Regions from separate parts of the Mus musculus genome. Here regions 2 and 3 are each linked to region 1. A link is a contact called in ENCODE Hi-C or POLR2A ChIA-PET data. All regions are on one chromosome and are shown on one strand. The core of a region is the stretch at or near the end of the contact, and the rest is flanking DNA. Distances in the headings are between cores, read along the strand shown. Region 1 holds the start of Pvt1 (Pvt1 oncogene). Region 2 overlaps Pvt1 (Pvt1 oncogene). Region 3 overlaps Pvt1 (Pvt1 oncogene).

What was found. Hi-C counts contacts between places; a loop is a spot of excess contacts on that map. ChIA-PET counts read pairs that join two places held with the same protein, here RNA polymerase II (POLR2A).
Region 2: POLR2A ChIA-PET joins it to region 1 with 12 read pairs in Patski. The contact joins the enhancer-like site here to the promoter of Pvt1 in region 1. A Hi-C loop is called at or near these places in 1 of 37 maps with a recorded cell type or tissue (v-Abl transformed pro-B cells). POLR2A ChIA-PET finds 5 or more read pairs at or near these places in 3 of 5 experiments (Patski and embryonic stem cell).
Region 3: POLR2A ChIA-PET joins it to region 1 with 15 read pairs in Patski. The contact joins the enhancer-like site here to the promoter of Pvt1 in region 1. POLR2A ChIA-PET finds 5 or more read pairs at or near these places in 3 of 5 experiments (Patski and embryonic stem cell).

Annotation. Positions count from the first base shown.
Region 1 is chr15:62,036,605-62,039,582 of GRCm38, forward strand. Pvt1 (Pvt1 oncogene) reads left to right here and starts at 1,382. Exons shown (of 5, transcript NR_132747.1): 1 at 1,382-1,597.
Region 2 is chr15:62,160,632-62,163,609 of GRCm38, forward strand. The region is part of intron 1 of Pvt1 (Pvt1 oncogene); the gene reads left to right. Among named protein-coding and RNA genes, the nearest start is that of Pvt1, 120 kb to the left of the region's middle. Within about 2 kb of position 1,465, at least 1 of the 3 ENCODE cell types and tissues checked has a DNase peak (open chromatin) inside an H3K27ac peak, as active enhancers do.
Region 3 is chr15:62,117,653-62,120,630 of GRCm38, forward strand. The region is part of intron 1 of Pvt1 (Pvt1 oncogene); the gene reads left to right. Among named protein-coding and RNA genes, the nearest start is that of Pvt1, 81 kb to the left of the region's middle. Within about 2 kb of position 1,524, at least 1 of the 3 ENCODE cell types and tissues checked has a DNase peak (open chromatin) inside an H3K27ac peak, as active enhancers do.

The DNA.
Region 1 (2,978 bases), core at 132-2,631:
CTGGAAGGAGCAGGTGGCATCTTCAGGGATTTGTTACTGAAGTTGTCTTTAAAACTGGGCCTCTGAGAGCCTGTGGTTGCTTCTCCCCAAGGTCGCAGCAGGTGGTTTGGGAAATGTCTGACACATCGAAAGCACATACAGACATAGAATTCAGAACCCTCTTCACTCTCTAGCACAAGAAGGAGATAATCTGAAGGAGATAATCGGAAGATCTGTTCGGTCACTCTCAGGGTGGAAACCAACCACACACAGCGCGATTATCCGTGCATATCGCACTGGCACACACGAGTATGGTAAATTTTCTCTTCAACAGAGACATCTTCATGTGGCTAAGAAGTAATGAAAGTGAAGACATTGAAGGGGGAACGTAGAGGGAGGGAGGAGATAAAGACTCTCTGAGAGATTGAAATAAAGTGAGGTATAGTGTGCTGAGAGAAGAGTGGACCCGCGTTACTTTCCGCGATCCTGGTATCACCTAGTTATGCAACCCGCTTTCCACAGGACTCCGGTTTCCCTCTAGGATCTGAGTCTACCTCATCTTTCATTCCCCTTTCTGGTTGTAGCACGTTGCCGCGCTTGACTAAATGGTACTAGAGACGTGCACCTGTTCGGTGCTGGATTGAATACAGCGAAAAGAATATCGTGGTATACGCGTGCCTTTCACACCAGCCTTCGTTCTTTGCAGAGGCTTTTGCACATTTGAGAGGTTAGTGTAATACCCTGTACGGACCAAGAATGGAGGATGCTGCAGACAGGTGGTCCTCTCTCAGCTAGAGTTTGCTTAGTACGTCCTTCTCTCCAGAACCACAGATGATGGATGGTACCCAGGACTGCTCTCAGATGAGAGTTCTGAAATAGAACAGATTCGGGGGGGTCTTCTGTAGGAACTACTGACCTATTTTCTGAGCAGTTTGGTCCTTTTAATTCACTGGAGTCTCCTTCCCTATCCGAAAAGTGGGAAGACTGCTAAGCTTCAAGGTGAAGGGGGATGGGATGTCTACCTTAAAAAGGAATAGTGTGGGGGAGGGGAGGGTGGGGAGGGGAGGTGGGAAAGCTAGTTGACCTCGCCTGGGCATAGCCCCAGGCTGTGTGGGACCTATGTAGGACCTAGGTTTGAGTGCAGCTAGAACCTCCCAGCCCAGGACTGACAGAGTGTGCTCTCTACTAGGGCCATCTGGGCATTAAGCAGCCTCAGTGGCACGCCACCTCCATGCGGTTCTCCTCTCAGGCTTGATGCCCCTTCATTGCCTAGGGCAGCAGGCAGAGGGGCGAGCTGGATCCCTCAGGTCAGAAACCTCCAGACACCAGGAGATCGGGGACACACGCGGCCTGCCCGGTGGCGCGCGCTTCTCCCCCTCCCCCGCGGCCGGGAGCGAGCCGCCGTGACGTCACGGGCCACCCGCCAGCCCCGCGCTCTACCAGGCAGAGCGCGTGTGGCCGCCGAGCACATGGACCCACTGGTCAAGCGGGCTCGGCAAGGCCAGGATGAAGAGAAGCTACGAACTTAGCATTCCCAGAGCCCCCCGAGTGGATATCCGCGTGGAAAGGATGTTGGCAGCCCCGGTGACCTCGGAGTCACGGCTGGATCCACCCTCTTGTAAGTTCCAAGTTTATCCCCTGGAAACTCTGGAGCCCAGGGATGCAGAGTCTGGATAGAGGAAAGTGGCTTTTGCATTCCCACGAGCGCGTGTTAACCTTGCACTTTTCCTCATCACTAGACTCGAGATTGCCAGAGAGTTTGGGTGTGGGTGAGAAGTGTGGGTGCGAGGGAGATTTCCCAGGATGGCCTCTACATAGAGGTAATTCTGGATTTATGCACTTGATCAAGAGCCCATTTCCTCAGGTCTAAAAGAGAGAGACGCCCCCTGCAATCAGCGCAGATTTGGGGCCGCTGATGTGGTTTGGAGGCCTCATTTACGAAACTGGAAGTCTGAGTCTAGTCTAGTGATGCTCCCTCCATCCTTGGCCAGCCCTCCTCCGAGACACCCCCTCGGGGCAGAAAGAAGGTGATCTCCTAAAACTCCCTGTGTCAGGAAACTTTCTGTGCTTTTGTATTGCGTTCCTGTGTTCGTGGAAGGCCCCCACGCCTTCATCCTTGCTAATTCTTTTTGGATAGCTTGTTGCTTTAACTAGATTGGCCCTTTCTTGGCTAGTATTTTCTGCTGTACCTATGAGTGGTGTGGGAGAACTGTGCAGACTTCCAGGAAGCGCAGCCATGAAGCTACATGTGCCTATGTGTAGACACATCATGGATTTTCTTACTAGTTTACTAGTGGGTGATAATCTGTCCTTTTGAGCTCTCCAGAACGTTCTAGAAGCTTAAGGAGAGAAATCACTTAAGAGAGTATAGGGAGAAGTGAGGTTTTTGTTTCCTTTCTGCTCTTGTGTTTTTAAGGGGTTGTTGTCATTTGACCTAGAGAAAGCCAAATGTGTGTGTGTGTGTGTGTGTGTGTGTGTGTGTGTGTGTGTGTGCCTGCCTGCTTGCCTGTCTGTCTGTCTGTTTGTCTGTCTGTGTGTCTGTGTGTTGGGGAGGGCTAAGGATGCAGGTCTCTGTTGAAGTGCATGTGGTAGGATGTTGCAGGCCTGTTTTGCATATGGGCAGTGACAAGTTTGGGCTTGTTCACTTGCACAGTCCTATGGTCATAGCTAGTCCTTCTTAAAGCTCTAGCCAGTGGGAAAGCGTTTGTGTTTCTATCCTTGGAGCTCCAAGTGGGACTTCTTAAAAGATTTAGAAGGAGCAAAGCTGTCAGGAAATCAGAAACGTCACATGGACTCCATGACTGGGAAAAACCTCGTGGTGGCCTGCTCTCAGTGCTTGGATGTGTGCTAGTTACATCTCGGAGGTGAGGATGTGCCTTACGGTTATTTGAACTCAACTAGGTTCATGATGGATCTGGTGAGACATTAAGGCTGGTTTAAGACATTGTGGGCTATTGTGCTGGGACCCCCACCCCACTCTGTTAGGGAGTGACTGTATG
Region 2 (2,978 bases), core at 215-2,714, 120 kb after region 1:
TCCATCCTGGGTTAGGGATGACATAGTGGCAGTCATCTCCTCTGAAGATGGAAACAGGGGATTTCAATCCTCTATAATTGCTTTCAATGCCAGCTTCATCTATGAAGATGGGAGATGAACTGGTAGTTCTCAAATGCCCCAAAGCCTGAAACCACCTTATTGAAAAGTAGACTGGAAAAGTCTGCCTCTCCAGCCAAAAATAAAAATGAAATGTGATGTGTACCTTGAGGTACTAATATTCTAAAAGGGCCAAAAGCAGGTTCTTAGGTGGTTTTTGATATGACCCCTCTTGTCACCTCTTAGCCACCACAGCACAGTGGTCAGCATACAAACAGGCCTCCTGATTTATAAATAAAGTTTTATTAGACTCCAACCATACCCATTCTCCTCTATTTTTTCTGTGCTGATTTGTCGCTTTAGGGGCAGAGTCCAGTCATGGCAGAGAGCTTGTGCCCTACAGAGTCAGAAAGGTTTCTGTCCCTTAAAGGAAAAAAACTGGCCAGTCCCTGCTGTAAGCTGCTCTTCCGGTACCGGGGCTGAGCTCTTCTTTGCAGAATGTGGAGCATTCTGCGGGCCGTTTCTCAGTATTTCCTTGCTTCTCAGAGCATGCCAGTGCGAGCAGGGCCAGCAGCAGGTGAGCGAGCAGCTGGCATTCACAGCGGCTCTCCTTGACCTCATAGGCTAAGCTTATCCTGCATACCTCTGCCAGTAGGCAACAACCCAGGCCCACGCTGCTAGGAGAGGCTTTTCCAAATCCATCACTTGGGGATTGCTGGGTAAGAGTTTGCATTGGTGATCATAGAGAGCATGGGACATATCTCTTCCCATCTTCCCATGGAGTATCCCTAGCCCCTGCCTGGCCTGATATGTAAGTTAATTTTATTTTTATTACTATTATTATTACTGTGACAATATACCCAACAAAAGCCAAGGGAGGGTTTATTTTTGGCTTACAGTTTGGTTCTCCGTAGTGGGGAATGCACGGAGGCAGGAGCATGAAGTAGCTAATCACATTGTATTTGTAATTCAGAGAGCGATGCCTATACTGGCCTTCTATTTGCTTTATCAGTTTCATTTAGTTCAGGATCCTGACCAATGGCATGGTTCTGTTCATCCTTAGAGTGAGTCTTCCTTCTTAACCTTAAACTATTTAAGTTACTCAACTTAACCCAGTCTAGAAACTCTCTCACACAGATCTTCTGGAAATTTGTCTCGAGGAGACGCTAGATTCTGTTACATGAGCAATTGATGTTAGCCATTACCCCTGGGATTAAATCGGGATTCCAATAATACTTTATGACTGGAAGGAAGACTCTAGAAAAGGAGATAGCCATGACCTTTCAGGGTTGAATGCTAGAGCCCAGCTTCTAGAACCCATGGCAGGCTGCTGGGTGACCTTGGACAAGGAGCCTGACTCTCATGGCTTTGATTTCCTCATTTGGAAAGTGGGGGTTAAGCCTAGTCCTGACAGGACCATGAGAGATACAGGCATGACAATGGGTCACATGCAGGAAGCATTCTTGACCCATTGCCAGGGTGCTGAGAAGACAGGCTGTTACAGGCTCAGGGGCATTTGCCGGGGACTCCTGAGAGACAAAGAGTAAAAGGAGAAGCAGTCCTTTGATAGTCTTGCCAAAGGAAATTCCCAGCAGGTGAGAGTGTTGAAGATGGAATAGCAAGCCTTTCCTCACCTGGTCCGCTCTTGAGAAAGCCAGCCTCGGCGTGCTTGTCTTCCTCCACGGAACAGGGAGAGGCAGGGTGTCTCCTGTGGGTTGTCAACAGCACCTCAGCGCTGCAGAGGCCCCAACAGGACCTGGAAGCTGCACACTGAAGCACGCAGGGGGCAAATTCCATTCTTGTCACCCCCCCAGCGTTGGTTAGGTGCTCCCTTTGCCCTCTGTGGGTAAGTTACCTTCACTGGCCTGCTTTCCCATTTCAGAGAAAGTCACTGGACTGAACAGCAAGTAAGTAGTCAGGGAACCTCTTGCCATTTGCCAGTTACCCACAGAGCCCTGGCTCGTTCCAAAAGCAGCTATTGAACCATGGCCTAAACAAATTAAGAAGGACTCCTGCCTCCTGTACTCTTGGCCCTGGAGTTTTGGAGAGAAATCACTTTTATTTTTTATGAGTTAGATCTTCTCAGCCCAATTTAATCAGCTTTGAAATATACCTATACTAGGATACAGACCTGATAAACAGATACCATTATGCAGGGAAGAACTAGACGTCGGTTGCCCCTGGAAGCCACAAGGTGAAACTCTTGCCTGTATATGCCCTTGCTATACATTATATGTACATGGTCTGTAAAATCTTGGGGGGGGGGGTAATCAGCCTGCTCAGGAGAAAAGATACCAGAAGGTCCCCATTTATGGGTATAAAAACAGTGCAGGTTTCTGAGATAAATTGAATGTGGCCAGAGGCACAGAATTGGTTGCCTAGGCATTAGGACTAGATTTAGGTTAAGTGCTCACCTCTGGTTTGATTGTCTCTGCCTGTATTTTATGCAGACAGCAGTCTGTCGGGATTCTATGATGGGCTGGAATCCCACTTGGACCCCAATTTGCAGGAACCTAAATTTATCCATGCTCTTAAGCACCCCACTGCAGAGGCTGGTCTCAGTTACCTTTCAGAAAAAGGCTTAATTCAGGTTGCTGAGTTTTGAAATCGCATCTAGACCTCCCTGTGAGGTGTTGCACGAACATTTGTGGGAATCAGTTAGCATCCGTTCATATGCAGATCTGGGTTTTTTTCTACTCTTATCTGAACACTGTAGGAAGGAGAGGCCCGGACCTCTCAGAGCTGAGGCTATCAGAGACTGTTGGATCCACCTGTATACTGCAGGGCTCAATAAGCTGACATGGCGCTGACTGCACCCACATCCACCCACATCTGCTTTCTCTCCCTAGAGACCATGTTCCTGTATCTGTATTGAGGCTAGAGGATAACTTAAGAGTATTGTCTTCAGGAATGCCATCACT
Region 3 (2,978 bases), core at 274-2,773, 81 kb after region 1:
GGAAGAAATACCCGGCTGATGCTTATGGAGTTAATTAAGATTTTCCTGGGTTTCATTTGTTCTCCTGGTTAGCACGAAGATAAATCCTCCAAATGGCTGGGAGGGTTTCGGCTGACAGTGCATTGTGAATTCACATAGCATTTGCATCTTCCTGGGGATGATAAATGTTTAGATAACGACAAACAACGGGGAGGGGGAAAGAGAAAACTGGGGGAATTCAGGTGGGGCTGATCAGATTGGCCCCCCTCCGTGGTGTGATGAACCAGCGATAAACGGCTTAACTGACATATCTGATGCCCTCTGCTTCCCATGTAAGACTGAGGAAAGTGGCTTAGTTTTGTTGTCTGATGAAGCCAATGCCTTCCTGATGCTTCTGTGGGCTGATGTGAACCCGGTTCTCACATATATATCAAATGGCATGGTGTCTGGGTGGACACCAACGTCCAGGATTTTACATGTTCTACTTTATTGGACATTCCCAATGTGCCAGTGTTCGATTTAATTTTCCTAGCAGTTCCAAAGGTGAAAAAGCTGTATAATCGTCATCCTGCAAGTGTTGAAATGGAAGATGGGAGGGGTCCAGTCCCCAGCTAGCACGCACTCTAAGATGGGATCCCTTCCCTGGGGCTTCTGGACACACCTTTCTCCATCATCTGCTTGCTACCCAACAAGTGTCCACGTTTAGTCCGTAGGTGGCAGGTTGCTGCTTCCTGCAGATTCAGACATCAAGGGCCCTCAGAAGACACTCTGACTACCAGCAAGAGGCTGGATACCTGAAGCCTGTGGAAGTGACAGGGCCTTTTCTGTTTATAGTCACTGCTCTCCCGCAGTCTCTGGAAGTCATAAACCTAAGCCAGCCAGTGCTCAGGAGGATGACTGGAGGCTGTGCCTTTTTGTCTGCTAGGGGACAGTGAATGCAGGTGTGACAGGCAGGGCTGGTGGAAGAGGAAGCTTGCTCCTTGCTCTCTAGTTCAGACCGTTTTTCCTGGATTCCTAGCTGATTACATGGCGCCTCCAATGATCAGATTGAGGAGAGGAAGCCAGAAAGTTCTGGCATTTTCCTACTAAATCCTCACCAGTTTAAATCAGCACCCTGTCTAGTCCCCCCCCCCCCCCACCAACCCATCCCACTTGAGACAGGGTCTCAGGTACCACAGGCTAGCCTCAAACTTAATGGACAGCAGAGAATGACTCTAAGCTTCAGCCTCTATCTCCTGGTTGCTGTGATCACAAGTTTGCACCACATAGTCTGGTTTTATTAGGTGCTATGCATCGAATCCAGTTCTTCTGGATTTTGTACTGAGTTACTTCCCAGCCCAGAAGGACTTCTTTTGAATGATCACCTCAGCGATTCTACATGTGGGGTAGCCCAAGCCGCAGTCTTACTGAGGGTGTAAACAGAAGGGGAGGGGTGTGTGTGTGTGGGGGGAGAGTGATAGCTGAAGAAAGTACACATTCCACACCCAGCCCCTTCCTGACTCTGGTTCCCTGGAACTGCAAACAAGGAGCTGATTCACATGGCTGGCTCCGGGGCCCCCCTCGCTGGAGTTGAGAACCTGTGCCTTCCACTGACGGGGAGGAAATTCCATTTCAGTTATTCCGTGCTATGAGTTGCTCGGGGCATTCTCTATCTTGATTTTTAGGGCTGCGTCATCTTTTTGGAATTCGCACCCCCCTCCCAGTTTTCTTTCTTTGGGTGATATATCGAGGTGAAAGCTTAGTACAAATCTACAGGGCACAGTCATTCTCTGGCATCTAGGGCTTCATGTTTTTCGGAGGCTGGTCTGTTAGGGGCATGGATGCAATTGCCTTCTCCATCTTCCCACATCCATTTCTTAACCCTTCATGGGACTTCCGATGGGACACTCTATTTTGGAGGGCTGCAGTGTGTTACAACTCTTGGAAAGACTCCTTGAGGTGTAGTAGAAGAGGCCACCACCGTCAGTGTCCCAGTGAAGAAGTAAGGAACGCTGTCTCAGAGGTACACCAGCCTCATCACCAAAGCTGCCATCCAGCAGACTGTTCGGCTAGTTTCCTGACTCTTCCAGCTGATCCCCGTCTCCACCTGATCTTGGTTTCACACCTGCCACAGTGTCTGTAAATCCCCTTCTGGCTTCCTTGACAGACTCAGCTGCTCTGCCTCTCAGCTCACGGCCACTGTGTCCTTTTCTTTGAGGTGTCCTGTCTCTCCCATGAGACTGAACATTTCCGGGGAGAAGTGGTAGCTTTGGATCCACTGCCTATTCAGAGCCATTTATCTGGGGTGAGTTCATGTTTGCCAAAGAACTCTCCAGAGCCCTGTTTGACACTTTTAAGTGTATATGAGTGTGTACTAGACTACACAGGCCATCTCTTCCTTTTCTTCTTCCTCTCTGCGGCTGTTTCTGATCCAGAGTACCACTGAGGGAATAAGTGGCTGCTGCCCCTGTATTCATAGGATCATTCCCAAAAGTCCTACCTCCTGCTCCTCAAATTCAATGAAAAAGCAGCCATGTAGTTATGAAGGTATTTGCAGAGATGTGTGGGTGTGGGGCATGGGATGAAGGCAGAGTGAACCTAACCTGGCCATTTGTAGCTTGTGCTCTGGTAGCATAGGAGTCTAGATTCTTTATTCTCCAAGCTAATTTAGGAGATTGGTTCAAGGACCATGGAGGAGATGCAGGCACAAACAAGTTCAATATGTGCAGGGATCTCTGTGGGGTGAGGGACAGCTGATCACTGAAGCACTCAGTAGATGCACACAGGATGGGACCTTTCACTGTAGTTCTGAGCATGGAAGACATGTTTATAATCTGCCTTTGAGATTGAAGATCGATCTAACTCGTGCTCCATAGGAAATTCAAGGCCAGCTTGGATAAATTGACATCTAGGCTTAGGGGGAAAAAAACAATAGGAAGGAAGGAAGGAAGGAAGGAAGGAAGGAAGGGAGGGAGGGAGGGAGGGAGGGAGGGAGGGAGGGAGGGAGGGAGGGAGGGAGG